Regions from separate parts of the Mus musculus genome. Here region 2 is linked to region 1. Evidence: chromatin loops called from intact Hi-C (ENCODE). Cell type or tissue: heart. All regions are shown on one strand. Links, peaks and the distances in the headings refer to the core of each region. The heading gives the core; the rest is flanking DNA. Region 1 holds the start of Tctn3 (tectonic family member 3). Region 2 holds the start of Entpd1 (ectonucleoside triphosphate diphosphohydrolase 1).

The links. A loop is a pair of places that touch in the nucleus more often than their neighbours do. Peaks named below come from ENCODE experiments on the same cell type or tissue, not always from the same donor. Only the 100,000 strongest peaks of a DNase experiment are listed, where the experiment ranks them.
Region 2: a loop joins it to region 1, with 2.2 times the contacts of the local background. A loop is called at or near these places in 5 of 42 quality-filtered maps.

The regions. Positions count from the first base shown.
Region 1 is chr19:40,605,630-40,621,959 of GRCm38, reverse strand. It overlaps Tctn3 (tectonic family member 3), which reads left to right and starts at 9,729. Exons shown (of 14, transcript NM_026260.3): 1 at 9,729-10,035; 2 at 10,186-10,309; 3 at 10,548-10,666; 4 at 12,628-12,758; 5 at 12,950-13,058; 6 at 13,153-13,268; 7 at 13,705-13,740; 8 at 14,254-14,334; 9 at 14,557-14,682; 10 at 15,627-15,734; 11 at 16,163-16,257. The coding sequence starts at 9,816. It also overlaps a transcript of Entpd1 not described here, the pseudogene Gm16027 and the pseudogene Gm8783. In heart, for the core only: a CTCF peak has its summit at 9,543 (motif pointing left); a DNase peak (open chromatin) is centred at 9,629; H3K4me3 peaks cover 1,397 bases; H3K27ac peaks cover 1,030 bases; H3K27me3 peaks cover 333 bases.
Region 2 is chr19:40,651,263-40,667,592 of GRCm38, reverse strand. Entpd1 (ectonucleoside triphosphate diphosphohydrolase 1) reads right to left here and starts at 7,823. Exons shown (of 10, transcript NM_009848.4): 1 at 7,693-7,823. The coding sequence starts at 7,708. In heart, for the core only: no CTCF peak of the experiment used is centred there; DNase peaks (open chromatin) are centred at 6,262, 6,772, 7,322 and 7,862; H3K4me3 peaks cover 2,451 bases; H3K27ac peaks cover 1,741 bases.

The DNA of each region.
Region 1 (16,330 bases), core at 4,610-12,609:
TACTCATTGAAGATTGTGGCCTAATCATACAGCCGGTCCCGAGGCGGCGCAGGCGGCGGCGGCAGGGCAGGCGGCGGTGGGCGTCGCGGGGCGGCGGCGGGGATGCAGGCGGCGGGGGCACCAGACGACCATGCAGTGAGCTGCCCGAGGAGCGTCGCCGAGCCGGCCGCAGCCCAGAGCCAATAAGATACATGTCTTTAAGGTTGATAATTTTTTATAATTTGTATTTGGGAATCATTATCAATGGAAATAGGGAAAAATTGGAAAACTAAGTTTTTTACATTTAAACTAAAAAAACCTTATATTTCATCGCTGGGATAATGTCATTATTATACACTGAAAATAAAATATAGACATACTAAATTTTTATCTACATGAAACTTTGAACTCATTCCCTAAAGCCAAACTATCTGTGACTATTTGAATAGACGTATAGAGATGCTGTATAGAGAGATGTATAGAGATGCTGTATAGAGAGACGTTTTTGAGATGCTGTAGAGAGAGACGTATAGAGATGCTGTTGAGAGAGACGGTAGATTCAGAGTGGCCCTAACACCTCCCACACTAACCCCGTCCTCCTCCCCTGGCTACATTAGGTATCTCTCTCCTGGGATTAAAAAGTCCCCATAGCTCCTTTATCAGTGTGACCCTGAAGACTTTCCCCTGATTGAGTAAAGCTTCCGGAATTTAGCTCAGGTGAGAGCAGAGAGGCCTTCATCCGGCTAGAATTACATTAAGCCTTCCACCCCAACAATGGTATTTTACTGGTGTCTTTGAACCAAGCCATATTTCTCCCCACAAGTATGCTTTGTACATTAAATTTTATGCTCTGTAATGGAGATATTTGAAAGGATTTTACAGCGACCACTACATACTTCCTCTGCTATCACTGTGGGGCAGGAGGAGAAAGGACTTCCTACAGTTTCTTCCTGGCCTTCTTAGAGACCGGTGGGGGTCCTAGGCAAAAAGGCTGCAATGTATGGGGACTACAATAACACTGACCACCCCCAAGTGCTTCACATTCTCAAGATAAGATACCTTGAGTTACCCCACAAACTCTTTAAGTTTCTAGTTTAAATATGCTTAAATAAATCTTTATAAAGAGTATATATAAGTAGTTAAAATAAATCTAAAGTAATCATAAAATTTGGTCTTTAGAATGTTTTTTAAGATTTATCTTTATTTTATATGTACATGTATGTGCATGTATGTATGTTTCATGTATGTGTGTAGGTGCCCACAGAGGCCAGAAGAGGGCATTAGATCCCATGGAGTCTGTGAGCTGAGCTGCCTAATGTTAGAGCTAGACACTGGACTCAGGTCCTCTGCCACAGCAGTATGTGCTCTTAACCACTGAGCCATCTCTCCAAGCCCAGTTATTTTCTTTTAGTTATTGAAATATTTGGTATTTTTTGTAAATGCTGTTAAACAAAAACCTAGACTGGTGACTTAATAATATAAAATCAAAATTTTTTGTTTTTTTGTTTTGTTTTTTTCGAGACAGGGTTTCTCTGTATAGCCCTGGCTGTCCTGGAATTCGCTCTATAGACCAGGCTGGCCTTGAACTCAGAAATCTGCCTGCCTCTGCCTCCCAAGTGCTGGGATTAAAGGTGTGTGCCACCACTGCCCAGAGATTTTTGAAGTTCTTAAGTGACTTTTGGAACTTGGTCATATTTGGAGTCTTTTAAAGCTTGGTTCACTCCTACACTGTAATAAATCAAAGTAAACTAACATACACAGTTATTGTATAACTCCTATGTTGTACTGCCATATGTACTGTTCAAAATACAAAACACATGCCTCTTCATAAAACCTTATAAAATTAAAAGGACAATATGCTATAGAAATTACCTCATAGATGTTCTTAAATTTTAAACTATGCTATAAGTAAATTTTGTTTCAGGCTTGTATTGTTACCATATAACGGCCATAGTGGTATTGACATTGGTGGAATGCATATGTTTAACATGGAAAGGAAAAAAAAAAAACACCTGATAGCTAAGATGCTTTCTAAATCAAGGAGGCACCCACCATGAAAAGGACAGAGACTGCAGCCTAAGGGAGCAACTCTCTTTTATTGATTCATAGCTAATCTGTATTCCCAGATGTGTGCCTTCCCAGCCTGTACACTATGACCCAGCCAGTCTGCCGTGTGAGGTCATCTGAGACCATCCAGTCCTGCCAAGCCAGCCCAGCCCAGAAGGCTGGGACCAAGAAGTCACAAGAATGGTTTGTTGTTCAACTCAACTAACTTTCATGTGATTTGTTGTACATCAGAAGCAAGCCCAATTCCCCATGTTATATGAAACACCCGTGGCATGATGTACTGGACACCTGCAAATGGGAAATACAACCTTTTAACAGAAACTGGGTCATAGTCCCCTCTTTCTCAATTTAAGAACACAGGAGGGAAAAATCCCACAAAATCTCATTCCAATACCCCAAATTGGGACAAATTGGAATTTACCTAGCTTGATCTAATGGCAAAGACAATAAAACTGCAGAAACAATCAGGGCTGGTGCTCACTGAAGACCAGAAACCATCGCTTTAGGTCGAGTCTAATACACATGTGTGGCCTTAATGCAAATATACAAAGTTATTTTAACTGTATTGCAAGAATATGTAAAGTGGCTAATGGCTGGGGTCATGGAAAAGCAAGGAGCTGAAGCTGTGTATAGAGGCGCACACCTGCATTCCTGGAGTGCAAGAGGCTGAAGCAGGAGGACTGAAGTTCAAGGCCATCCTGGGGTATTTAATGAGACAGGCTCAAAAGAAAGGGAGATGAAGAAGAGGGAGGCAGGCAGGCTGAATTCCACTAGAGCGCCATTCAACTTTATCTTCAGGTAACATATAAACACCATGCATTGACTTACTTAGTCAACGCTTGTGAGCAGCTGCATTATTATTATTATTATTATTATTATTATTATTATTATTATTACATTTTGGATTTGAGACAGGGTATCCCTATGTAGTCCCAGCTGTCCTGGAGCTTGCTATGTAGACCAGGCTGGCCTCGAACTCACAGAGATCATCTTGCCTCTGACTCCACAGTGCTGGAATTAAAGGTACCACCCCACCCTACTGTGAACCATTTGTAAATAACCTAGATGATCAATTAAATCATGTCGATTATAAAATGAATGGCAGTTAAAACTGCATCAAGGGGAGGAGCAGGAGGAAGGTGGGTGGAACAATAGGAGGGACCTTTGAGCTCTGCCTTTTCCTTGGTGGCAGAAACATGAGGGCACAAATTCATTAAAACTGCCCAGAACTAGCCAGGCAATGATGACCCACACCTTTGCTCCAAGCACTCGGGAGGCGGAGGCGGTGGCAGGTGGATTTCTGAGTTCAAACCCAGTCTGTTCTACTGGGTGAGCTCCAAGGCAGACAGCTTACTCTACAGAGAGATTTCCAGAAAAGCCAGGGCTACACAGAGAAACCTTGACTCAAAATCCCCTAAACCCCAAAAACACCCCCCCCAAAAAAAGACAGAAAAAGCACACAGAATTACTGAAAACATACACTCATACAGTAAATTGAGGAAACTGATGACCAAGTCAGAATACAGCACTGAGCTTGCCCCGCTGACAACTCTCCTCAAACAAACCCATCATCCAGGCCTCTAGCAGCAGGACAGTTTCGCCTTGTTTTGGGTTTTCTTTAACTGAAGAAGGGGTCTGACTAAACGACATTATGACGTATACATTTTGCTGTTAATGAGATCACTGGTGCGATATAAACAGTGCTATATGATAAGTATTCTCACACTCTTTTGGCAAATACATATACATTTCAGTACATATGTGAAAGAATGTATTTTGTCATAGGGGCTGAATATGTTTGGCCAAATAGAAGACAGCAACAATCTACCCTACCGCCGGTAACAAGTGTGAAGCCACAATGTCAGCTTCTCATAGGCTAACACAGGAAGCTGACACAGCAGGGTCATCATGAGTTCAAGGCTAACCTGGGCTAGAAAACAAGACTTTGCTCAAAACAGAGGTGTGGGGAGGAGGGAAAAGGAGGAAATCTAGCAATTCCACATTCTCACTGAGACTTTGTATTAGCTGGGGCTTCTATCTTTTGCTCTCCTGTGGGGTATGGTATTTTATTATTGTCTTGATTCTGATTTCCCTGATTAATAATAGCATTGTTTCTCCTCCTTTGCTTATTAGTCACTTGGATGCTGTGGTCCACCACTGAGATGAAGAACCTGACACAATAGCTTTCAGGAAAGAAGTGGTATTCTGGCTCACCATTTTGGACGTTTTATCCCCCCCCCATGCTCAATTGGCCCCAGAGCCTTAGGACCTGTGTGAGGCAGAAGTCAGGAGAGAGCACGTGGCAAAAGAAAGGTACTCACCTCACCTCGTGGAAGCCAGGAAATTTCCTCCTACCATGGCCCACTTCTAGAAGGTTCTATTATCTCACAACAGCACCATAGGCCCATCCTCTGAGACACTTCAGATCCAAATTATAGTAGATATACTCTTTCATAAAGACCTTAGTCAAATCTTGGCCAATTCTCCTGGGTTCTTCATATAGTTTAGGTAAAAATCCTTATTTCACATATATACATTCATAATTATAAAGCCTATGATCATTGACCGCACCTTTTCATGATCATCTTTCTTTTTTAATATCATCTTTTTATTGTTAAGCCAATAAAATCAAAATTAAAAACAAAACGTAACAGGGTAAGTCTTAAGAAAACTACTAAGGAGCATCGAAGGAAGGGAAAGTGGAGCCAGATGCAGGGCAATTGTAAATTAATGAACACAGAGAGAGGAGTGAGAGGAAGGACAGAGAGAGGGAGAACAGTGAGAGGGAGGATAGAGAGAGGGAGGACAGCGAGAGGGATGAGTGAGAGGGAGGACAGAGAGAGGGAGAACAGTGAGAGGGAGGAGTAAGAGGGAGGACAGTGAGAGGGAGGACAGAGAGAGGGAGGAGTAAGAGGGAGGAGTAAGAGGGAGGACAGAGAGGGAGGACAGTATGAGGAGGACAGAGAGAGGGAGGACAATGAGAGGGAGGACACAAAGGGAGGACAATGAGAGGGAAGACACAAAGGGAGGACAGAGAGAAAGAGGACAGTGAAAACGTGCAGAAGATACCAGCAAAGAGGATCTGTTTTTAATTCACTCTCACACAAGCACTTAGGTAAAGGAATAATGGGAAAACTTTTCTAAATTCCACGATGTGCTTAAGAGTCATCTTCTCCTTCCTCGGTCTCTCTTTCATCATCCTTGGTCAACTCCAGCTGGACACACACAAGCGTGTGCACATCCAGGCACGCGCGCACACACACCACCGCCTTCATCATCCAGCAGGCCACCTGCTCAGCACTCATATGCATCTGCCTTAGACTCCGTCTTCTCATCAGTTTTACGTTTTGGTGCAGAGATGCTGCTCTGCTCTTCTCCAGACCTTTCACTCTCCATCTCTCCCGTAAATGAGAAGGCTAAGTCTGCCAGGTTGCTTTTTTTCTTCTTCAGTTTTTCTCCAGGTTTTCCAGATGAGAATCCACTTTGTGTGTTTTATCTGGGTCAACTCCTTCTTAATGGCCCGAAGATCATCTTTCAACTCTCTGAGATCACAGGTGTCCAATCTTCAAATTGAATCCACTTTTGCCGCTTTGTGAGCAGTTTCCCAACATATACTACATTTAGAAGGCACCACAGCACAAGCAACAGAAGAAGTGATGCATGCTGGGTAATTGCACATCCTGTCATAATTATTCCATTGGCGGTCACAGCCCAAGTCAAGCGAAGAACCGTACGTCCCTGCGGCAGAGCATTTCACACCTGTTTCCTTCAACTTACTTTTGGCTCTGCAGCCAGATTAATAGCTAAAACCTGGCCAGCAATCATTCTGTCATCCTCTCTGGCTACAGCATCTCTCTCATTAACACACTTGACAAAGGCAAAGCCCCTGTGCACAGAACAACCCAGATTTTTGCCTTTGAAAAGATTGCCTCTAAATCAGACTTCTTGACCATCAGAGTGTGGAAATTCCCAATGAATACAAGAGATTTTATAGCTCAAGGATCTGTCGCGTTGGTAAGGTTTCTCGTGAAGCCAAAACTGTAGCTGGAGATCAAAAATGTTTTCCACAAGAGGAAGGGGACGAGATTGCTCTCCTCCTGAGAGGCTCTATGATGGCAAAGCTACAGCAGGTGGGGGACTCACAGATCTCTGTGCTAATCCTCCAGGCAAGAATGAAGACCACCATCCAAAGGAAAACCAAAGAAGCAAGCTTTATTTACTGTGCATAGAAGTGACTCTCTAAAGCAGGGTTTGAGATACAGTCCTGGTTGGCTTCTCATGCCTCCTTTTATAGGGAAAAGATGTAACATAAGGATTTCGCACGCCAATCCTACAGAAGCAGAGAGCAGATTGGAGTATTTGACAGATCCTCTTGACAGAACAGCTCAAGGTTGCTTGTTATCTTATCACGGTAAGGTAGGTGCACGCCAAACTTGAATTCTGCAGCAAATAGAAACAACTTATTCAGACCTTCTAACAAAATGGCTTTATATCCTAAGATGGAATCAGGCTGATCCATCATCTGCTTTCTGTGTCTTCACGAAATTCTCTTATTGTGTTTTTCAAGTCCAAGGTGTGCCCATGTCTGCACATGAGTCTGAACGCCCAGCAGGCTTTCTGTGATGTTTGGTTTTACAATACAGTGAGGGAGTGATTGAGAAGAGTTCATCCCCAATGTGACAGTTGAACAAAAATTTGTCTAACTTCTTCCTACTTTCTGCTTGCTGGAACCTGTAACATAAAAATCTTCAGTTCTTCGGGGATCTAATAATAAAATCTGAAAGAGAATTTGAGGGGGGAAAAATGTGTTCCCATGTGCCAGGCAGATGCCAGTTTTAAGGTGGAGCCACGGCTTCCGGTGCATTCATATGACATCATCTTAGAAGCAGAGATTTCCGAACTGGATCATATGATTCCAGCAGCTGCCTGTGTTTCAGAAGAAAAGCATTCGGCATGTGGTTGAAAACATAGCAGACTGGATCAAGATGCAAGACTGGGAACACATCCTAACGCTCTTCTTTCCTCTTCTTCAGAGCTCCACAAATTACAGAAAAGTCAGATGGAGATATAAACTCGTGCCCCACTTCCAGTGCTGGGACAGATTATAGAACCTGTAGCATGGAGGGCAGGCAAGCATTCTGGCCCTGAGCTGACCCCAGCCCTTAAGTGTTGAAGCTTGAAGGAAAAATAACTTACACGTTGCTGAACTGTGTCTCCTTACCGGGCAACCCTGAGGTTATTTCAACCAGTCCAAGGTTACCAACAATCATCCGGGAATAATTCCAGAGTGGAAATTCAAACTCTAAACTTTGAGATCTAAAAGATTTTATGATCAGATATAAAACAAAGCTTATAAAGATAAGCACAAGCTGAAATAAGGTGATCTCCCAAGAACTAAATTAAAGGAGTTCAACAAACCAGTCTTCAGTGTATATTTTTGAATGTTCACACATGAACAAAGCTAGCATGACTTAAACAAGGGTATATATCAAATAAAGACAGATAAAACTGCTTACCAGGAGGGGGTAGGGGAAACTAGGAAAGGGGAAAACATTTGAAATGTAAATAAAGAAAATATCTAATAAAAAAGAAAGAAAGAAAACTGCTTACCTTACACAAACTATATTCTAGTAAATACATATAATTTGAGTAATATAATTTGCTCTAGGGCAATCTCACCCCCTCTTCTGTCCCTCACAGGCACCCCCACACATGAGACACACATAATTAACCACCCAATCACATACAAATGTTTGAGAGTATTTAGAGCATAGAGATATATTTAAGCTAAAAATTAAAAGGCATTATAAAAATTAAGATCGTGGGCTGGAGAGATGGCTCAGCGGTTAAGAGCACTGACTGTTCTTCCAGGGGTCCTGAGTTCAATTTCCAGATCTGTAATGGGATCTGATGCCCTCTTCTGGTGTGTCTGAGGAGAGAGAGACAGTGTACTCACATATATAAAATAAACGAATCTTAAAAAAAAAAAAATTAAGATCCTCTTGGAAAATACGGGCAATTTCAAGTGCCCCAAATCTTATCTGCCCAAAAAATTCATTGGAAAAGAGAGCCATCAGCCCAGGAGATTCATTGGAAAGAGAGACATCCAAAATCAGTTTTAAGGAGTGGACTGGAGTGGATTAGGTAACTCCTGGTAGATGTTATTTTATTCCCCCAAATAATTAAAATAACCCAAATGTTGGAATTGTGAGCACAGGGAGATAGCTGGCTGGATTTTGATCATACACAATCCAACTGCACATTGCAATGGCTATTAGTTACCTGAGGTTATTTAACCTTGAGTCACAATTTTAAAATTAAATATTTAACAGCTCAGGCATTGCATGCCTATCATGTGTGCCATAGCCATGCCTGCCTGTGTCTCAGATTAGTGCAAATACAGAATGTTTGTGCTATTAGGCATGCAGAAGGGCCACGCCACTCCTGAGAAGAGCAAGCACATACTAGAGAGTGTTTCAGAACTTAATGATAAAACCGTAAAAGAGCAATCAGCTAGCTTGCTTCTTGGTTCCTTGGCTATTTCCATCTCTGTATCTTTACTTTCTCCTCAGAAAATGTTTCTAAATTGTAACTTTCTCTAAGTCCTCATACTCTTCTCCATCCTGTTTTCTTGTCCTGAACCTCTTCCCTTACTACCCTTTCCAGCAACAAATATACAGATCACATTTATTGATATAATGCACTAACTAACACTTTTTAAAAAATAAAATAAAATTTAACTTGATAGAGTGTTTGGCAGGAGTGCATGAAGGTGGCCTATATGACTAAAATTCCAGACCCAGGAGGTTCAGAAATTCAGCCATCTTTGACCACATCTTGAGTTTGAGGGTCAGCCTGGGCTACATGAAACTGTGACTAGGCGACAGGGAGCGGGGAATAAAGAAACTCGTGGAGTTGAAATAAGCATTGTTTTATTATGCTTTTTAAAAAATACCATAGTAATTAAAGTGGAGACATTTTTAAATTTTATTTTAGATTTTATGCAGAGGAGTGTTTTGCCTGCTTGAGTCTTTGCACCTGCGGGTGTCAGATGGCGCCCACTGAGGCCAGAAGATGGCACAGGCAATGGATCTCCTGGAACTGGAGCAGCGGATGGTTGTGAGACACCTTGTGGGTTCTGGGAAGCGAACCCCAGTTCTTTGAAAAAAACAAAAACAAAAACAAATATTCTTAGAAGCTGAGCCATCTCTCATGCCATCATTGGGACTTTGTTCATTTGTCTTTGTTTTAGGGATCAGAGTCTCACTCAGTAGCCAGTTTGGCCTAAACTTTGTGATCAGGTACTCAGTTTCCCGGCACACGTAAGGGATGTGACTTTCTATGTTTTTCTCCTTGAGTTCATGGTGTTTCCAGAGAAAGGGCCTCTTACCTTGGTAAGATCTCAGTTTGTGCCTCTTGGTCTTCCTCTCAGTGATGACTTCATCCAATTCTTCCAGGTCCGTAAAGCGCGCCAACCCTCTGCCAGCTGCCATCTAGCGGCGGGATCAGGCAAAGACGCCTTCGCCCCCGAGGCTCCCAGCGGTTGCCAGGTAACGGGAACCACGCGCCGCTAAGGAGGAGAGCAGCATGAAGGACGCTCAGGGTCGTAACAACACGGCCTTCCATTGGCTGAAGAGCACCCGGCTCCCGCCTGAGCCAATGCGCAGACGGAAGCTGATGACGAAGTACGCGACTCTTCTTCCCAGGGCTCCTGGGACGTATCTGGAGACCCAGGCTCCTGTCGCACCGCTCTGCGGCCAGGCTGCCTTATGTGCACCCTGCAGCTGCACCTGCTGCTGCTGGTGGTCCTGATGCTTTCTGAGACCGCCCGACCGCAGCCCTCCTCCACAGCCCGGGCTTTCCCCACCTCCTGGGGCCTGGAGCCAGTGACGCCCGAAGTGCCAACCTCAGCTCCTCCGGATTCGTCTGAGAGTCCGACTCCCTGGACTCTATCGATGCCCGTGAACGCGACCACCGACCCCTTTCCAGGTGATGCGGCGGGATACGGGATGGAAATACTGACTTCTCAGATCTAAAATTGTGTAGACAAAATTGCCCTGCCACGTAGCTGGCACTGGGGCTGTCCGCGCGGGAAAACTTTGGGGGAGCTTCATCTCGCTTTTCTTCTTGTACTTACAGCTTTACCGATCTGTGTCTGTGACTTGACTCCGGGTACCTGCGATTTAAACTGCTGCTGTGACAAGGACTGCGATCTTCTCCATCCCAGAACAGTCTTTTCCTTCTGTCTTCCTGGTAGTGTAAGGTGAGCTGCGGTGCTCCTCCGGTGGAGGAGTAAGAGTGAGTTTCCTACCCGCTGTCTCCCGGTCGGATGTCCCCTTGGGCTTTCCTGGGAATGCTGAGCCATCCAGTAAAACAAAACCTGAGTGTTGCACCTCTGCCCAGAGACCCCTCTTATTGGCATCAGACATTGGTGGGGTAAGGCCCCCTTCCCTAGATGTACTCCATGTCTCTCTCTTAAGTATCTTCACCTTTCCTCACAGATCTTCAAGTTGGGTATGTGTGGACAACTCTCTTATGTTCAGGAGCAACTCCCCGTTCCCTTCCAGAGTTTTCACGGACTCCAGTGGAACGACACAGTTTTGTGTCCGTGTGAACAACTGTGAGTAGAAACGAGTTTGACAGCTCTTATCATTGAATGTTTATTGAGATGTGACTTTGTCTTTGGGATTCCCAGCTCTCTTATTTCTTTTAGATTCCCTGTCGCTCACCCCTCTTACCACTACCCTCTTACTTTTAGTTAATAAGAACATTAGTAATTTCATGAGACTCTACCACCTTTAAACTACTGCTCAGCACCTTTAGCCTGGCAATCTGCATTGATTTCTTTCTTTGTGTCCTTCTTTCTCTTTCTTTGTCCGAAAACTTTTCTCTCATGATTTTATTCTGCCCTTTTGTTTTGGACGAATTCATGTCCTTTGTCCTCAAGCTGTGCCTTAAATTTTTCCTAACTTTTATCTGCTTTCCCCCTTGACTCAAGTGGCCCTCTTTTCTCCATTCATTGCGAACATCTTAGCTCTTCTAAGAATCTTCTGTCATCTGCCCAAGTGAGCCCATCCTCAGAAGTTAGTTCTAAGACACTCGTTGTCCTAAGTCATTCCTTAAGAATTTGTAGAGTTCCTTGTATGATTGTCAGTTTATGTGAATATTATGATTTCCTCCAGATAAGCTGTCAGTGCCTTAAAAGGACAAACTGTGGGGCTAGAGAGATGGCTCAGCACTTAAGAGCACTCTCTGTTCTTCCAGAGGACCCAGGTTCAATTCCCAGCACCCACATGGCAGCTCACAACTGGCTGTAACTCCAGCTCCAGGGGATCTGTCATGCTCACACAGACATATTTAAGCAAAACACCAATACACATAAAATAAAAATAAATATATCATTTTTTAGAAAAGAGCAAACTGTATATTTATTCACAGTGGATAAAATGTCTTGATAATAATCACTGGCGGTGAAGGGTGTGCTATTCCTAAGAGGGCCTCTATAGCACTGTGGAGGGGGAAAACTGCAGACCAGCAAGTTGGGGGTTGGGGATCTGCTCCTAGTTTTGCTACCTTACTCTGAGGTCCTTGCAACTACCCTTGCCTCAGAGGATCCAAATTTCCTAAGGGGATGGATGAGATGGTCTGTAGGTTTTTCACGTCCACAGTTATATCAGAGTGTAACTACCTCTAAATTGTTGGCTGATGGTACAGTTGGTGGACACCAACAAGAATATTTATATACTTATATATGAAGTCACATATGAATAATATACTTGTGTATATGAATATAGCCTTAGCTTGTATGTCTGTATTCTGTTCTTATCACTACTTCAACCAATACACCTATACTGAAATGAGGGGGGCAAGTGGTCATCTGTGGGGCTAGAGAGATGGCTTGACCCCTGAGAGCACTGGCTGTTCTTCCAGAGGACCCAGGCTCAATTCCCAGCACCCACATGGCAGCTCACAACTGGCTGTGGCTCTCTCTTCCTGAGAAAAGCTATGAAAAGAGTCCATAGCTGTTGACTCTCTGAGCTCATCTTCCTTCTCCAGTTCACTTTAACTTTTGCATACAAAGGTGGCAGTAACTGATTTGATAGGCGGTAAAGAGCCTTTCTGGGCAGTTTCTGGAGGACGCTACAGAGCCGGAAGCCTCGGCTCCTGGAGATGCAGAGCAGGAAAGGTGGGGTGCACACCAGGCGGCAGCACACCCATCCATGCCCGAGCAGTACTTCGTTCTGTAAAAATTACACCTATTTCCTGGGGTTGGGATGTGGGTGGCATACACATGCATGTGACATGAATACATACTATAGCATGCTTGTGGAGATGGAAGGACAGCTTGTGAGAGTTAGCCCTCCTCTCCTTCCAGTATATAGGTCCCAGGGATAAGTTCGGGTTGTTGTCAGTCTTGGTGGCAATTGCCTTGACCAGCCGAACCATCTTAAGAGTTCTTTCTTAAACTCCGCTGTTCATTTGCGTGTGATAATGTGTGTTTGTTGTGCTTCGAAGATGTCAGGTACTTAAAAAAGAAATGCTTTTCATCTAACTCTCTGTTCTCTTAAAAAAAAAAATTAGCAAAAGCAAACTATTTCCAGAAGCTCCAAACAGTCAATGCAACCAACTTCCAGGCCCTGGCTGCAGAGTTCGGAGGCCAGTCCTTCCCTTCAATGCCACCAGAAACCCAGCCGCCAGTACTATTCTATAGGGTGAGCCTGGGGGAGGGGCTGGGATAGTCTGGCTTTCCTGACAGAGTACAGTTGGCCCTGTAACTCTGTAGTACCCTCCTAGGATGAGGTCAACCGTGCTCATCAGAACTACCTAGTTAACCTTTGTTTCTGCTTCCTTTCCCTGGGCTGTTGAGTCCAACCTCACAGCGAATGAATTCTGTTTTATTCAGGCTGGGGATCCCATCCTGACCTACTACCCGAGCTGGTCTGTGGTGAGCTTACTGAGGCAGCCTGCAGCGGTGGGAGCTGGGGGACTTTGTGCCGAGAGCAACCCTGCAGGTGGGTCCGGGGCAGGAGTGCACCGGCCTTTGGCTTTTTTTTGGAAATAGGCTTTCTCACTTACCAGTGCTGTCTTCCCTCTTTGTGTTATAAGGTTTCCTAGAGAGTAAAAGCACAACGTGTCCTCGTTTCTTCAGGGACCTGGCCAGTAGCTGCACCTCGGAGCCAGCCCTGGATGCTGCCTCTTACTATAACTTCAGAGTCTTGAAGGTAGGTCGTTCCTCTCTTCCCCACTCTCCGGACTCTCCTCACTCAAATCACTCAGCCTCACGGTGAAGTTCATGTGCCACCCACGGTTGTGTGCTGTAGAACAATCCCTGTGCTGGAGCTTAGATAAAACCTCTCACCATCCTGACTGATGGGTTTTCTTGAGAGTGAAGGAGCGATGGACGGTCCCCTGTTTTTTTTTCCCAAAGTTCTCGCTTTTTGAGCAAGCTCTGTCTGGGTTTGTGGCATTCAATCTAGTGTGGCATCCAGCTCTCCTCTGATATTTAGTGAGCGGAGAGTCAGGTGATAGATCAGAAGCCACTCCAGTGTTCCCATCTTCCCCTACCAAAGTCTGTTTGGGGTCATATGAAGTGGAAAGTCCTGGTGACTTTATGAAAGGCATACACACCCTCATGCTATCATTCCTCATCTGTCCTAGGTTCCAAGAGGTGTGACTGATCTTCAGAATATGAAGGTATGATGCTGTTTATCAGGAAAAACAATACCTGGCTGCTATCTGTCTGAGGCCGTTCCATTCTGAGTTGTAATAACGGGGGAGAATATAGCTATTTTATACCACAGTCAAATGTGGCTCTAGAAATAGCTTCACGTGAAGTAAAGATTAGTGAGATGTTTAGAAAACACCTGTGTTAAACCAAGCTAAATGCTGCGTTTAGAATGGGTGTCTTTAAGTCTTTCCATACAATAGCAGGCATACGAATGTCTAAGAGGGAAATACAGGTTCTTTACGTCTGATTGGCTGCGGCCCTTGCTTCACCTCTGATAGAACCAGTGTACTGAGATGTGCTGACTCAGCATGATCTGAGTTTAAGTTGTCTGGCAGTGGAAGGAGAGAAAACTGGGATGGTTCAGGAGAAAGCAAACCATTCATTTTAGCTCAATGCAGAGCTGGAGTGCATTTCTCCTCTCACTACAAGAGAAAGGCTATTTTTCCATCTCGGTTGATAATGCTTCTCTCTCTTATCAGTTCCAGGTTCCTGTGACGCTTGCCTCACAAGCCAGCCCTCCTCTGTTGGCTGGAAACACATGTCAGAATATCGTTTCCCAGGTACGGAAACTCAAATTCTCCTCCTAAGAGCTGCATTTGGTCTGTTTTACGTGCGATTGCAATATCAAGCCGTCTTTATCCTTACACGCTATTGTTTTGGGTCTGTTCTGATTGTTAGGTAAGCCTCAGGCTTGCAGTTAAAACACAGACTGGAGAGTCTTCTGTGCTAAACACAGCAAGCCCACGCTATTTTGGTTAATGGATGCTCCTTTTGTTTTTCAGGTCGTCTACGAGATAGAGACCAATGGGACCTTTGGGATCCAGAAAGTCTCTGTCAGCTTCCGACAGACCAACCTGACTGTCAAGCCAGGGGTCTCCTTACAGCAAGACTTCATCGTTCACTTCAGGGTCAGCAGCCTTCCCTCTGAGAGAGTTCAGAGGCTGAGTCCCAGAAATAGCACTTTGCAGAGCCAGTATCCACACTGTCTGTCTGTCTGTCTTTCTGAGTACCTTCTCTTTCTCCTATAAAATTATCTTTAATAAAATCTCACACTCTACTTCATAGAAAAGCAATAATCTGTTTCTGTAATGTGTGCGAAACAGAATCCAAATATTAAGGCCTGCTTTGGTCTTAATTGAAGTCTCGACATTTACTATTTTAGCTAGAGTGGCAGATACTCAGTACGCGTGCATCATTAACATTTACTCTGATGCTCTGTTTGGACCCAACCAAAACACTACTGAACTTGTTAAAGCTGCTCACTGTGCTCAGTCAGCAAGCAGCACATAGGAATTCTCTTCCTCTGCTTCTTCACTTTGGAACATTAATAACTGTATTTCCCCGAGACCTCTGGTTTATGGTCTTCATTACTGTCATCTGTCTGCCTTTCTTCTGCCTCTCCTTTAAAACCAAGAGCATTCTCTCCAAGTCTGTGACCAGCCAGGTTCTGTGTCACCTCATTAAAATTCAATTCATATTTAGATTCCTCTGGATTCGGCCAGGCCGCACGCACATTGCACGAAGTCAATGTCTGAGAAATAGTGTCAAGGGATCCTTAGTGGGTCCCTGGCTTCAACCCTTGGCAGAATTAGCATGTAGTGAATTTCAGCATTCAGACTGCTCGGGATCAGGGGAGAGCACTTGCCTAGCATACGCAAGACCCTAAGTTTAACCCTCAGCACTCCCCAAGACAAAACAACAAGCAGATCAGAGGGAAGAGGGAGGGGTGGAGATTACGCTGCGGTGTGGTGAAGGGAGGCTTCTCCATGCAGCTCACAGATTGCCTGTTAGGGAAGGCAGGCGTCCAGTGGGGAAGTGAGTGTACACAGTAACTGTCTTCTCCCTTCTGCAGGCATTTCAACAGAGAAAGGCCGCTGCTCCTGCTGCTCCGAGAAGTGGGAATCCTGGCTACCTCACTGGGAAGCCACTCTTAGTGCTAACTGGTGACACAAGTCACTCGGTATCCTTTTGGGGGCGGGGTAGACTATTGCAGCCTGACAAGAATGGTTGCTGACCTTCCTGGTTTTCCATTTTTCAAGGTTCTGATGGGCTTGGGTAGCATGTTCTGTACCTAAGTATATTACGTACGTTCTTAAAGGTTGATGCGGCCAAGGGCTTTATACCTCACACAACTATTGGTGGAAATTACACCAATGTTTGCTTATTTTAGTGTGATATTCGTATGCTTATATATGGTTAATGGGTTTTTAGAAAGACAGTCGTTGTCTAGTTTTTTAACTACTAGAAAAAATGTGTGAGTGAGCCTGTGTGAGTGAGCCGTCAGTATATTAGTAAAATACAAACAGTGCTTAGGGGTCCGAGAAAGCCCAGCCCTGCCCGCTTCCTATGTCTGTCTCAGTCGCCTTGACCATCACTCTTGCATCTCAGATGACCCTGTTGCAGAGCGAGGGTAATGGGCTTTGCTCTGCTAAGAGACACGCAGTACAGTTTGGAGTGAACGCAGTATCTGGGTGCCAGTTAAGGTAATTATTTGCCTCAGAGCACCTCCCACCATTTTGTTTCTGTTTCTAGGGCCTATGTAGAAGTAGTAACTGT
Region 2 (16,330 bases), core at 3,133-11,132, 47 kb before region 1:
AAAAAAAAAACCCAGGATGTGAAACAGCCTGCAAATCAATTGAGTGATGGACAGATAGCTAACATGTGATCCAACATGGACTGGAATAGACAAGACATAGCTGGAATAGGCAGAGCTACTATAAACACTAGACCATGTGAGCCCAGGGCTTGGAAGAGGGTGAGGGTTGGGGAATAGATAGGAAATGGGAGTGATTACTAATGGGTACAGAGGGCTTGGAATGATAAAACGTATTAAAACTGATTGTGACACTCATCCACAATAGTGTAAATACACTAGCACCAACTGAATCGTAGATCTCAAATGCATGAGTCATATGGTATGTAAACCATCTCTCCAAATAACGAGACCAACGCCCAGGATTTGAGTCTGAACGGCACACTTTCCAACTGAGAGGCAGTAGCTAAGTAGCTTACTGCCCTCATCGCTCAAATATCAGTAAAATTGCCAAATTAAATAGCACCAATCTCTGGTTGTGTTTCAAAACTAAATTAGCATCTGTAAAATGATTAGAACAGTTTGTGACCCAAATCCATCTGTATGGTACCTAAAGCGATTTCATACCAATTTATTAAATATTTGCCATATTAGAGTCCTAATAATGGCTGCTATCACAAATTAGCACAATTTATTCTCTCCAAGTACTTGGAGTCTGGGCACAGGGAGCTAGCTCAGTAGGTAAGAGTGCTTGCTGCATAAAGCCTGGGAACCTAAGTTCAAATCCCCAGCACCCACGTAAAAAGCCAGGTATCGCTGAGAATGCCTGTCTTGAGCAACAGGGACAGGTGGATACTGAGAGCTGACTAGCCAGCCAATCAGCAAGCTTCTGGCTCATCCAGAGACCCCACCTTAATGTATAAGGTTGACCATTTTTAAGGAAGACATCAACATGAATTTTGGGACTCCACCTACATGTGGAACATAAACACATACACAGTGAATACCCATACACTGTAATTTCACTTGGGAGAAAAATATAATTACAGATGAAGTACAACCTAATTTAAAAGATTAAACTGATTTAACTGATTAAATTGATTAAACTGATCAATTTTATATTTTAAAAGTAACATATCCATAAGGAACAGATTCCACAAAACTATTGCAAGTACTGCAGAAAGCTAAATCTCTTTAGTGATGGATCACAGAAATCAAACTAAAAACATAAAATGCAAATTAGTAATAAATGAGCAAAGAATGTGGACATTATGTGAAAGCCTAAGCATACCGTGTGAAAAGCGCCATAAAGATTCCTAGAAACTGAAGGATTACTAAGATTTTTAAGGTGGATGTAATTATTATTTTAACCAGTCACTAACGCCATCAAGGATGTTGGAAACAGGAAGCGGCCATGGCTCAAAGGGCTCACACCTTGGGAACCAACTTGGCCTTGGGAGGGCAACTTAGCAATGGCAACCGAGAGCTTCAGAAAATGTTCACAGGTTTTAAACAGAACTCCTACTTCTGGGATTCCATTCTCATGGGGCACAACCCTACTTAAGGAAGTACTTCCTGCGCTGATGTTTATTGAGGGTGTTGCAAAAGACGGAAATTGTTAAATCAGCTACGTAACTGTCAAATGTGTGCTAACTGAGGCTGTGCTACCAAATGGAAAATACTTGTGAATCACACCCTCACTAAAAGCCAGAGCTATCACGAACTTTGAGGCAGTACCAAGTAAAGGTGAGATGAAAGGGGTGGCCCAGCCAGCTTTCTCAAGTGTGGCCTCTCCTCATCCTAACAGGGTACATGGAGTTCTCCCGGCATGCAATGTGGCACGGGTATCAGTGTAAGAACTGGGCAACCATACTCTGTATGCGGCCAAAAGAAACATCTCTGAAATCATTCCTTGAATTTCCACCACGAAAAATAATTCCTTACATTCCTTCACATCTTTTACTTTCTTGTATTCTACTTCAAAGGCATTAGTCTAAACCTGCCCCCCCCCGCCCCCATTTTGTTTTGAAATGTCATTGTTACTTACTGTATCCTTTTTTTTTTTTTTTTTTTTTTTTTTTTTTTTTGGTTTTCCGAGACAAGGTTTCTCTGTGTATCCCTGGCTGTCCTGGAACTCACTTTGTAGACCAGGCTGGCCTCGAACTCAGAAATCCGCCTGCCTCTGCCTCACGAGTGCTGGGATTAAAGGCGTGCACCACCACGCCCGGCTTTTACTGTCTCCTTTTATAAAGAATTTTGTTGCCAGGCTTGGTGACACATGCCTATAATTTCAACACCAGGAGGCTGAGGCAGAAAGATCGCAAGCCTTGTCTGGAGGTCAGGGTGTGTGTGTGTGTGGTGATTTTTATCTAGGTCAAACATTTCTTACATAAAAATGTTTTTAAGGAGGCAAAGGCAGGTGGATTTCTGAGTCGAGGCCAGCCTGGTCTACAGAGTGAGTTCCAGGACAACCAGGGCTACACAGAGAAACACTGTCTCAAAAAACCAAAACAACAACAACAACAAAACGTTTTTAAGTCAATGGAAACACCTCTTTGTGTTGGTCAGATTCTCCACTTTGGTCTCTAAGCACTTTGATAATACAGGACAGAAAGTCCGGGTTGTGTGCTGCTCAGACAACCTCTTGCACAGCTTCATTTCTCCAAACCTAAGGGGCCTCAGCACTCCTCTCTGAACCCACTGTCCGATCTTTGCAGCTAGGATCGTTTCCACCCTGTGTGTGCAGTGCAGGCATAGGGTGGGCCTGGCTTGCTGTGGCCAAGCTCAGAGCTCTGAGTTCCGGGAACCCGCAGGCCCCCTGACACTCCTAGATCGAGCACAGGTTTCCACAGGCGGCCACACATGAGCTTCCAGCCCTGCTCAAGCTGAAAGGGGAGAATGAGAGAAGCTTGGGGGACTTAGGAACTCTGGGGAAACAGAGAAAGTTGAAAACGGGCTGGAGAGATGGCTGAGCTCTTAGGAGCTGTTCTTGGAGAGGATCTGAGTTCCACTCCCAGCACCTGTGTCAGTGGCTCACACCCACCTGGACTTTCAGCTCCAGGGGATCCAATGCCTCTGGCATCTATAGGCATCTATGCTCACGTGCACACACCTACACAAACACACACGTAATCATCCTTAGATGTAATAAATCTTTTTCAAAGTGAAAATATTGAAGAACCCTAACAGAAGGGCTTTCTGTTCTGCAGTGAGTTGTGTGCTGAAGGTACACACTTGGTCCTAGATCATGGCAAACTAGAGGCTGGAAACTCAGGTTGTAGGGAATGAATTTTTCTTTGCCTATAAGTGAATCAGGCTTCCTGTTATTCAGCAATGGCATAGTGAATTACATGGCAGCTCAGAGAGGGTATGATCTACTGGTACCAAAATAAACAGACTAAGACATGCACGGCCTTGTAGCACTGCCAGTCAGGGTGGTGGTGGCGTCCAATCACCACTCGGCCCGTGGAAGAACTGCAGGACCTCAGCTTTACCCCAGCGCTTCTGAAGGAGACTCTGAAAATTAAGATCTTCAATGATGCTTGTGTCTAAAGTCTGAGAAACGCAGTCCCAGAAATATACACACAGAGAGAGACACACTTACAAGCATGCACACACAGACAAAGACACACACACACATGCACATACACGTGACGTAAACAAAGCTCATGCCTTCCCTCTTTTCTCTGTCAAATCATCAAAATGTCTGATGAGTCTTCACCACAAGGGCTACTCTTGGTTTTGGACTTTCCCCCAAATATTTGAAGGAATAAGCTCTACATAATTCTCCACAGGCCTTGTCATCACCCTATACAGGCTGAGCCAGCCAGCACACCTGAATTAAACACTCATTCCTTGGTCACGACTACTGATGACAGAGCAGAGAAGCAACCGGAACACCTCGTGGGGAGAGAAAGACTCTGTAAAGGTGCTTTAGCCAATGAGAAGCAATACAAACTCATGCTGCCAGATACAGCTCAGCACTTACTCTATTACTATGCAGAGAAGTCAAGGTTAAGGAAATCATTTAACGCGCAGCTGGTCATTCTGTAAATGTGTATTTAATTGCATGATTGGTAATCCCAAACCCATGGTCAAGACTCTAGTCTGCAATTCTGCCTTTAAATCTACCGGATGAGATGCAGATAGATCCTGCTCAGAGCCGTGGAGAGGAGTTTTTCACCCTTCAGTCCGGGCTGCAGCTTTAGCAAGAAATGTTCCTCTGGCGCTGTTGTCTGGGGAAGGGAGGGGCTTTCTGTGGGCACTGCAATTCACTTATCTTTCTAAGTCCAGCTGAAAGCAGCCCACTCTTTGAGTTGTGTTCCTCGTGGCACTCACGGTCTTTGGACTGACCTAGTGGCTCTCAGGAGGAAGGACTCGTTTGTTAGTTCAAGCTTTGCAGACTGACCACATAGTCAAAAATGTCCCCTCTGCCTCTTACCAGTTGTGTGACTTTGACTAAGCAACTTCCTCCTGTTACTGTGACATGCATAAATCAATACCAAAGAGTTGCTGTGAAGATTATATGAGACAACATATAGGAGCCATTATAACATCTGGCACATAATAATCAATGTTAGCTATTATTAGCACTTGACAGAATCTGGCTTCTATTAGAATTGGTTTCATATGTCTCCTTTCCCTACTATATCATGTGCAAACTGTTTATATCCCAAGGAGCTGGCGTAGGTACTTACAACTGGCAGACAAACAATATTTGTCAAATTGCTTTGAAGGTATGCCAGGGAGAGGAAGGGGGTGGTGCTGGGAACAAACAATGTACATTATGATTTTACCCAGGGCCAGACTCTGCAGAGTTTGATTTTCTTTTGTTACTATAACACGATGCTTCAGACAGCAAAATTTCTATAAAGTGGGACTTAGAGAGATGCTATTTATCAAAAGACATGTTGTGTTCAGAGACAGCAAAGGTATGCTAGGACACATCTAAAAATATCCAGTTTGGTCCCTGCCTGAGCGGAGACTAGGGGTTGAAGTCCATCCAGGACTGTATGGGACAAACCGGTGTCTTAGCATGAAGTCACATCAATTAAGACCATCAACCTAGGGTCTTGAGAGATGGCTCAGCAGTTAAGAGCATGGGCTATTCTTCCAGACTTCTTGAGTTCAATTCCCAGCAACCATATGGTGGTTCACAACCATCTGTAATGGGATTTGACTCCTTCTTCTGGTGTGTCAGAACACACACACACACACACACACTGTAACTCTTTCTTTTAAAAAAAAAAGACCATCAACCTAGAGAGGGGCATTTCATTTTTCAGAGTATCTACTGAGAAAGATGTGGACTGCTTAGGAGCTGTCTGCATCCAAGTGAGGGAAGCTCTACGACTAATTCAAAGGCTCCTTGTAAGCCCTCCGACTCTTGAATGAACATCAACTACAATAATAACCGATCTTTAGACACTGTTTGAGTGCCCACTAAGGAGCTCAAGGTTCTTGTGGCTGACAGGAACTTTCTGGACTTGGGCAAAGGCCTAAGAAGCACCCTTTAGACAGAGCACAGCATCGCCTCTGAGATAGTGTCAACCTCAAGGACTTATCCTTGTGGCTTAGGAGCTGATTCATCATAAGGACATCAGAGAACATTACAGACCTTATGTGGTGAAAACTGCTAGTCCAACTCGGGGCCACGGACTTGTCTTGTGGCTTTTACTGAATCAATAACCTAGCTCAGTATTCTTCCCCAGTGACTTCCGAAGCTGGTTCGTGAGTACCCAGCCACCTTCTGCCCTCTGTCATGACAGAGGCCTCTTTCCCACCACTCTGCCTGCCTGGACAAAGTGGCTATTCTTTTTAAGACTTAAAAAAAAAAAAAAAAAGGTGCACTTGAGCACTTGATATCATACATCCAAAGTTGAATCCAAAAATTAGCATTGTGGGCTAAAAAGTGTCATAGAGTGAAGGAAAATGAGCGTGATGAACACCACTTTAAAACTGGTTGAGGTGGCCAAGGCAGGTCCTGAGCTAGGCCAAAGGATGGGAGAAGGCTTAACAGGGAGAGCAATATTCAAGAAAAATCTAGGAGTAAGAGCAGTAGTCTGTATTTATTGAGCACACAGTCTACATTAGTTACAGGTATTATTCTCTCCATTTCACAGGTGAGAAAGCTGAGGCTCACAGAAAAAAAAAACAGAAAGAAAGAAAGAGAGAGAGAGAGAGAGAGAGAGATGGAGCTGAACTCAAACAGAGGTGGGCTGACTCCAGGATAAAGAAGAAAAAAAGGTGAGCTAGGCCTCCAAGATGGAGGAAAGTGCCTTGCTGCTGACTGAGCAGGAGGAAAGACCAGGTCCCTGGGGAACTGAAAGTAGCTTGGTGAGTACTAGCTGGGGGGTGGGGACACATGTTCAGAAGAGAAACCAGAAGTAGAAGAACTCTAGTTAGATGTAAGACTTTTTGACACCTAGACAGACGTTTGATTCATAGGCTCTAACCCCTCCAAGCCTCAGACCCTCTCTTTCGTAAAAGACCATACAGAATAACAATGTCTGCCTCTCTCCCAGAAGGAATGACCATTAACACCAACTGAGATTGGTGGTGTAGACTTCACGAAAAAATACAAGTTCCTGCATAGACTAGATTTCATCTCCTCCCCACGAGCTTCAGAGACCCACAAGTCTAGCATCCAGTGGTCCAAGCTTCCGTCTTCCTAAGTAGCCTTGCCTGCGTCTACAGTTGCCACTTCCTAATTACAGGATCCCAAGGTGAGTTCTGCTCTTAGTTCCAGCACTGAATCCTCCAGGAAGTGGAGGTGATAGGGACAACACTTACCTTATATGGCTGATGAGAGGGAAGCTGAGCGGCACGTATGGGGAAAGGAGCACAGGTCCCAGCACACAGTAAATAAAACCTTAGGAAGCCCACACAGCTTTGGTCTGCTCTACGTGGGAAGAAATCTGTTTGCTAGTTCTCTAGTCCCTCTGCATCCTACGTGATAGAAATCTGTGAGCCTGTGAGAAGCTGGCGGTGCGATGAAGTAGGTTCGCGACCCTACATTCCCCCTTTGTTCCTGGCTCCCAAGGACTGGCAAGCAGCTAGCTCTCGGTCCTGGCAGAAAATGCCCAAAAGAGGTAAAAGGCAGAGACTGCACACCATTTGTGCAAACCAGTCTGCCCTTGCAGTTTCGTAGGCAAAAATCTAACATGGTCAGTTCGATCTGACCTGCTCTTTTAAGAGAACTCTTCCTTTCTTCCCTCCACCCCTTTCTCCCTCTCAGGGACAAGCACACTCCCCCACACAGCTTACAGCATTTTTACAACACGCACTCTGGGGTCCTGTTGTGACAGCCTCTTGCCACATTAACTTGCCTGTCCAACTCCCAGCAGAGAAGGAGCGAGAGTCTTTGCTAATGTCCCAGCAGGAAATTCGAACAAAACAAATCTACACGCAGAACCCAACATCTGCAAGCCAGGGACCCAAACCGACACTAGATGACTCCAGACCGTAGATGAAGCAGCTGCCTCTTTAGGTACAGAGGACTGGAAAAACAGTCACTTGCCGCTTAAAAAAACCACATCTGCATACCAATTAATTATGAATATTCATCGACTTCAGCCTACTCCAGGGCACTACAACCCTGAGCTCTGTCTGTTTCCCAAAGCTTTTTCTGCCTCGCTCAGGAGACAGGGAGAGTTCATTCAGGCTCTTTGCCTTTGGTTCTTTCAAGTACTCTCTTTGGGTCTGGGCTTTTTTTTTCCCCCTGAAGGGTTTGGATCAAATCAGTTCTGGTCTTACCCTTTATATCTTCCATAAGGGGCAGCTTTTTGTTTCCTTCCTCTTCCCTCGTCTGTCTTGGGTGTTTTTTGTTTTTGCTGTCTCTGCTTGCTGTGGTGGCTTTCTGCGAGAGAGGTACTCACGGTTCAGAGATATAACAGACCCTAGGGCTTGTGGGAGGGGCTAAATTAGCCAGCCCGGTTTCGGAAGGAACCTCAAGCCCGATGTCTTTTTCATTGACTAGAAATACAGATTGGGAGAGGAGCCGGCCAGCTCATTTCCCCTAGTTACTCGAAAGCTCACCGGGTTGTAATTTCTTTTTTCTAGGCTTGACGTAGTATGTGTTCAAAACTCACTCTCTCCTTCCCCTTCCTTCCTCTTTTCCTCCGTTATAGATCTCTCACCCCCTCTGTTACAGAAAATCTACTTTTATCCCTTGAAAAAGACATTTCTACTACTACCAAAAAAAAAAAAAAAAAAAAAAAAGAAGAAAAGAAAAGAAAAGAGAAAGAAAAAAGAGGAAAAAGCTCCAAGCCTTGCAACTATAATGTTGGTAGCCTTGAGACTCAACACCTGTGAGAGGAAGAGCTGCTCTTCCTACCACATAGAGCTGACCCCTTCCCAGTCCCTGATGAGCAATCACTCCTCAGTCTCATTGGAGAAGAATGCAGGCACTGGGGGAAGCTGCAGGCAAAGCCACACAGTTGTCCGGAAAGCCTTATGGGACCACTGAGCAAATTGCTCACTGGGTACCTCTTGCCAGCTGTGAAATGACAAACGTCATCCACTTTTCTCCAGCTTTGACTTCCTACCTCCAAAGCCCTAGGTACAGGGGTAGCCACGCCCAGGCTTCCGTAAGGTGACCCAAATGCAGGTGAAGTGTGAACTTGTTTTGAAATGAAGAGGTCTGAAGTGTGGGCTGGCCCTCAGGGAGGACGGTGTAAGTCCTCAGATCCCAAAGCCACTTGGACAGCTTCTCCTTAAAAAGCTGCTTGTAATCTTAGTTGTGAGGTTTGAAAGAGACCTGCGGAGTCCCATCAACCCAAGATGACAGCAAGAAAAACGAAGCCACCTGCCCCTATTTGCATGCTACAAGGCATGGAGACGACCCCTCCTGTTTACCACCTCACTTCCAACGACAGATTCTTCCACAGTGCTCACACACAGTACTCAGTAAACCCCAAGTGAGTTCATGAATGAACAGCCAGCCACATTGCCCGACTATAGATCCAGCCTTCTGATTCCTAGTTCATGGAGGTTTTGTCGTTATTTGTTTGTTTGTTTTTCTGTATTTCCTTTATAGCAGAGAATTCGTGTCTGGAGCTAATTTTACCGTTAGACATAGTTCTTCCCCAAATCATTTATTTAGTGACCACTTAAGGTTGCTTTGAAGGAAATGTGTTCTCTGCTACACTTTCGTGTATTTGTAAAGGGGCGGGGCTCAGTTTTCAGTTTAGATGTCTGCTCCCTTGCACAATGCAGTGCCTGCCACACAGAACGTGCTCAGTGAATTCTGGATACTTTGATAAATCAGAACTATATAGCAAGACTTTCTGTATCTTACTTAATGGTGCATAACTATAGGAGTTTGCATTTAGAAGAATAATTAATCACACTAAATGAAAACTCTAATAAATGCCTTCTCTAGAACCAGTTTAAACTGCATTTCTAATCATGAATATTGGTTTGATATTGTCCTATGATAATAACATTGTTTTAAGTGACATAATGAGATATTTGCAAATATCAGCAATCTTTGTGGCTTTGTGACTGCATGTGTGCTCTATAAAAAATATGAAGTTCAGGCCTGGAGAGATGGCTCAGTGCTTGTGGAGCCTGGTAGCCTGAATCCAATCTTCAGAATCCTTGGTAGATGGAAGGAGAGGACAGACTCCCACCAGCTGTCCTGTGACCTCGATACATGCTCCCCAAATACACATACCCTTCTCCCACCCTCCCACACATAATTTGTTTTTAAAAACTGAAGGTCATCTGAATTGAATACATAGTAATAGAAGCAGCCTTTCATAACAAACTAACTCATCCTACACAAATCTCCTGACAGGAGTTAATGGTTCTGATGGTGGAGTGCTGTGTGCTGTTTAATCCTATTGCTCTGTATGCACAGCTCCTTGGTATCAGAAAAGCATTATAGTTGAGCACGTCTTATCTCCCAGTCACATGACAATAGTTTACATAAGAGGTGGCAAGGATACAAGAGCCTGTTTAAAGGTCTGAAAATTGCTTTAAATTTCAATTTTATTTCTGGACCAAAAAAGTCCATTATTATAATTGTATTGTTGCCTTTTTCCAATAGAAAGTAAGAAAGTTACTCAAGAAAGTTGCTAGAGCTAAATATACCTGTCCTTCTTTTACCGATGAAATGTATTTTTAACGTAAGTTCCTTAGAAAAAAAAACCGTTTCATTTTTCCTACACCTTCAATCTCCTACATTATGTCAGTTCCTCCCTTAGCATCTAAAGTAGTTAAGTTTCTCTGCTGGAAGATAAATCCTGGTACAAAGCAAGCACAGAGGATTCAGTTCTGCAAGACGAGAATGTTCTGGAGAATGCTCAATAATGCAAATGTCCTCAACAAGGCTGAACGATAGCCGAAGATGGTTAATACTGTCAACTCTATGCTGTCTACATTTTTCCCACAATTTTGGTTGGTTCTGTTTTTTGTTTTTATTTCTATTTTAAAAAAGAAAAAAAACCAAATACGCCACCAGCCTGTGCCTCTTGTCTTTCTCACAGATCATGACTTTGCCTTCCCTGAGTCTCTCGTAATTGACACATTCTTGTGAACCAAGGCTCCTGGAAGGAGGCTATGTCTCCAAAGACTGCTTGACCTGTAGAAACTGCAAGCTGGAATGTAACAGGTCCAGAGGCTAACTACATTAGTGTGAGCTAGCTTTTAGCTTCCTGAAGAGCCATCCCTTGCCCGCCTGTGTGTCAGAACTAACTACCTGTGAGGAACAGATTAAAAACCTTTTGAAATCTATCAATTTAGCAGACACTAACTTCTACCAACCCTAAAACTAAGAATGTCATCAAATAGCATTTGGGGCCTACAGAAAGGCCTCCCTCCTTGCTCTAACCACTTCTCTCATGTCATCACCAATGTATTTTAAACTTGTCTTGACTTAGGACTTTTGTTTTGCTCTGTAAAACTATAACTGCCCACATCTTACTGGTGACCAAATATTACTGTTCTATTCCTTGCCATTCTCAAATCTGCCTCCTCTCCATTTCTGCAACCTCTGCCATTGTGCTTGCCTCTCATCTTTGCCTGAACAACTGCAACATGGTGTCCCAGTATCCCAGGTCAGGGAGAAAAGAAGTTAGAAGCCTTTTAATGTGTAAGTAAATACAATTCATGTTCAGTTACCCTGCTTGAAAAGGATGTCTGTTCTCTCTGAACCTCCTTAAAATAACGAGTCCAAGAACCCATGCAAATGGTTTGGGCAACATGACCATAAGTCACAGTTTCAGCAGCTGTCTGTTTCGGGGACAGGATCGGGAGAGTGTCACAACCCGCCATGTACAGTGCCCAGAATCAGTTTCAACCAAGTACTTGTGGTGACTGTAAACTGCCCACAAGTCTCTAAAGCCCAGCTAGAGGGTGCCTTCATCCAAGAATGCAATCCGGATCATCTCTGTGTGCTGGGTGCTTTGGAGTTGCCCCTCCAAGATACCCTCCCTGCTTCCACATGCTGTCTGCATCAAAAGGTTGGTTCCTTAGCTCCTCTGACCTCCTGGACTACCTGATGTTAGCTGTGCTTCTTGCTTAAGATTTCTGCCTCTCTCAAAGCTCCTGGTGTGGGGAGCGGGTGTGGCGGCAGTCCCAAAGGCGCCAGGGACTGCAGCTAAGTCATATGACTTGCACCTGACTTCCTCATATAAGACACAAACATCTTGAGTGCTGCGCAGGTGTACCAGGATACAGGTGAATCCAGTTTGATGGAGATTTGCCCCTGCTGCCCTGATTAGCTGAAGCTGCATGCCTGGTGAGGTGGCGTGGCCTGCTGTGCGTGGATGGGAACTGAGAGTATAAGAGAGTGAGAGGCCCAGGGTTCAAGAGAGATATAAAAACAAGGGAGATATAAACAGGGGAGATATAAAAACAAGGGAGATATAAACAGGGGAGATATAAAAACAGGGGAGATATAAAAACAAGGGAGATATAAAAACAAGGGAGATATAAAAACAAGGGAGATATAAACAAGGGAGATATAAACAAGGGAGATATATGGAGAAAGAAGAAACAGGACTGAATAAATGTGTGCAGAAGGATCCTGTAGCAGCGTCGTTCTTCCTGGCCAGTTGAACGCGCGCAAGATCCTGGCTTTATTTAACCTGTTCCCTCCAAGACTTAGTAACTGTTCCTTTCCTTGATCCTGTGGCCCTACAACTGGTTGTGTCCACCTCCTTCTCTGTTCCAGCTTAATGACATGTGACTTTCATTTATTTTAAGATAGTCATATTTCATCTAAACTTTACTTAATGTATATCATCTGCTTCACTTTAGGCACAGGCTAATACAGTCTATACAACATCTCACCCCTATAAAACTCTGTTCAACAGCATGCCCGAGTAAGTGAGTAAGGCTACTGTTTTTCCAATGGCCAATCCCTTCTATGCAGTAATAATGATGATTAAATAAATAAAATGTATCGCATGAATTTTAGATCCCTATTAACTCATTTATCATCCTAATAACCTAGTGATTTAACCTTATTAGTATTTTCACTTTATAGACTATGAGCCAGGACCTCACAAAGATTACCTACCTTTAAAAAAACAAACTTACTTCATGTATGTGAGTACATATGTGAGTTGCTGTCTTCAGAACACCAGAAGAGGGCATCGGACCCCATTACAGATGGTTGTGAGCCACCACGTGACTGCTGGGAATTGAACTCAGGACCTCTAGAAGAACAGTCAGTTCTCCTAACCACTGAGCCACCTCTCTAGCCCCAAGATTAAGTACCCTGATGAAGCTAGTATGTGGTAGAGCTGGTATTTGAACCTAGGTAAATAGGAGTTCGGGACCTTTGTGTTTCCTATAATGCCACATGCTTCAGCCTTGTTCCCTGGCCACCTTTCATTAGTACCCACAGGTCTGGGGCTGTCAATCTTATTTCCGTTATTCTCCACACCACCGCACAGATGGCCTTTCTGCAATGTGTATCTTGATAATGTTATTCCTGCGTTTAAGGATCCTCGTGCCTTTATAATCTATAGGTAAAATTCCCATTCTTCTATGCGATAGCTCTGGGCCTGCTCTACCTCTGTCTCCTTGCTTTCTGCCACAGGGGCAGAAACAAAAACACCGTGCTCACCCTATCAAATGCTACCATGGTACCATGCTGCTTTATAATCTCATTTGTATCTCAGCCCATAAACTTTAGAGTCATTTTTCAATCTCCTTTCTTCACGCTGCACGTCTAATCCTTCAGCCAGTGCTGTGGTTTCCTCCTTCAAGACATATCCAGAACCTGATCTCATTGCCTCTTCAGCTGCTGTACTTATCCAGAGCATACCAGTTGTCAGCTGAATCGTAATAGCCTCTTCATCAGTCTCCTGCTTTCTGCTTAGTCAGTGAAGTCTCTGACAAAGCATCAACAATACCAACATAAAACAAAGGATTCTATCACTCCCTTGCTGGAAATTCTGCCATGGTTCCACCTCATGATAAGAAGAACAAAACTCCCACCAGGTCCCTCGTGGCCTTTGCTCCATTTCTGTTGTTCTAATTTACTGTATTCTGGCTCCTTCTGGTCCAGCCTCAGGGATGTGCTCTGCTCTTCCTCTTGTCTTGAATGCTATCTTCACAAATATCCATGGGCTCCTTCCTGCATGCCTGCATGTTCTCACGGAAGTACTGCCTTCTATTTGCTGATGTGGGAGAACCACAACTCTCATCCCAGAGGGAACAAGAGATAGTTTATTTCTTGAGCCATTTTAGTGACCATGGTTCAGGAACACAGATTTAGGTTGCCCCAAATTCCATCCTCCAGCATAAAAGTAATATTATGACGTTTATAGTTCTACGGAACAAAGAAAGTCATAAGTCAAGACAAGTTTAAAATACATTTGTGGGTACATCAGAGAGATAGATACAGCAAGATGGGGGAGCCTTTTCTATAGGCTCAAGATGCTATCTAATGGCATTCTTAGCTTTTGGGTTGGTGGAAGCTAGTGTCTGCTAAGTTAATGGATTCAAAGGGTTTATTTTAATCTATTTGTCACTGGTTGTTAGTTCTGACACACAGTGGGTGAGGACTGGCTATCGAGAGAGCTAAAGCTAGCCCAGGATAAGGTAACTAGCTCTGGGCCCATATCATCCCAACAGCTCTGCTTCATTGTAGTTTAAAGTCAATCAGCCTTTGTAGATGCAGCCTCTTTAAAGATTCCTCCTTTGTAGCTCCTAAGACCAAGACAGTGATCTTCACTATTATTCCCCACTAAAATAAACCAGACTCCTTGGGAAAATAGCTGAGCCCAAGCCTAAGGAAGGACGCAGATGAGAACGTGAGTCTGAAGCATTTCGTTACACCAGAAAGCAGGGCTGGCATCCAAAACTGCTAGGATCACACCAGAATCACTTGGGGCCAATCCCAAGTAGATACCATTAGTCAAAATAGGAAAAGTTGAAGCAACAATTGAGATTGTAACCACACCGGATTGGAACTCATCAGATACGCAATATGGCCAATGTTTATAATAGGGGAATATCAACACTCCAGCCTCTTTGTTGCATAAACTGTACCAGATGACCAAATGGCTCATGAGAAAAGTCCTCTTTCAAGGCTTACAGACAAGAAAGGATTACCACTGGCAGCCTCTGTCGCTGCTTTGCTGACAACCAATAAAGCCATGTGTTTAAGTAATAATCATTGATAGCTGTTTACATCACAAAAGGAGGCCGACATTCAGGACAGTACCTTCTGTTGAAAGACTAGAACACACTGTCTAAAGTTGTTTTGTAAAAGAAGAGAGAGGGAAGTAAGGGGAAAGAAAGGAGAAAGGAGGATGAGTTTCTAGAGCTACCATTTCAAAGGAAACGCATGGCACCGCCCAACAGAATACATTAAGACACTATAGAGAGCTAGTTGTGATGGCACACCACTGTAATTCCAGCATTCGAGAGGCTGAGTCGGATAATCTGAAGTTCAAATCCAGCCTAGAATATACAGCACGACTCTATCAAAAAAAAAAAAAATCAGGAGAATCGGATATTTGAACACTGATTGACCATATTTTGTAATATCGTATTTTTTCATTTTTAAATATGATACTGTTATGGCTACACTCTTTAAGTAAGTCTATCTTTTGGAGATACGTGGTGGATGCAAACAGATAAGTTGATGATTAAAACAGAATGAAGTACTATTTTTTCTATAATTTAAATGCTTGAAATTTTCTGCAATGAAAGGTTTAGAACGTGATTCTAGATAATGAGTGGGGACTGGTTTGATAATATGCCTGGCTACAAGGTGCAACTGAGAGAGAGTTTAATAATTTAGCTCAGAGTTTACTGAGTCTTATCCATATGCTACAGTAGCTTAGGGTCAAGAAGTGGTAATGTTCAACTATGGCAAGGGTCAGTTCTTTAAAAATATATATATATATGTAGTCTGGCAAGATGATCAGCACAAAACAACCTGAGCCTTGCATGGTGTCTCAGGCCTTTTATCTCAGCACTCAAGAGACAGAGGCAGCTAGATGTCTGTGAGTTCAAGTCCAGCCTGGTCTACACAGAACTCCAGAATAGCGTGGAGAGACCATATCTCACAAAAACAACAGCAGAACGGGCCAAGCATGTCACTGTACAATGGTCAGAGGAAGGAATCATTTGTAAGAAAGATAAAAGTGACTGGGAAATAAGCGAAACAAAGCTAAGAATCATCCATGTAAGCAAGAGCAGCAGACTCACTGTGCAATTTTTAGCACGAAACCGACACACAACATCACATCTCCTTTTCTTTTGATGAGGAACTTAACATTAGGTACAGAAGTCAGGAAGGTACACTCCATCCAAGTGCGGCAGGCACAGTGCGGCCTGACAGTTTAAGGCACTCTCCACATACCCAATTGCCATCCACTGGGCAGGAGTCACATTTCATCGAACTGAGTGTGGATGCAGTTTCTGAATCCCGGGGGCAGGGGGATGGGAGGCCGCCGATTGAATTGAGTGGACAATGAGCATTCTGGTCTCCATATTGTTTCTAAGGCTCCATTAAAACAGTAGTCCTTTGATAAAACTCATGAAAAGAGGTACTCGGGTTTTATGTATCATAAAATAAATGCCCAGGGTAGCTATTGTACAAATGGCTTACTCTGTCAGTTCCAAGAATGCCTGTATTTATCCATTCAGTCTTTGTTCTGTGTTAATATACTGAAACACTCTGCAATATTCCAGTGTCCAAAATGTTGTGTGCCTTTGCTATTTTTTAAACAGAAAGCTTTGCTTTAAAACCTACTTCAGAGGCTCATGGAGTACAGGTCCGGGAGGCGATAAATGAAGAAGGTGAGACTCCAAAAGACACCCTGGCGCACAGCTCACACTCAGGAAACAGAGGTCCTTGGCCTTTGCCTGTGCTCTAAATGTGTGTGTAAAAAAAAAAAAAAAAAAAAAAAAGGTTTGTTTGTCG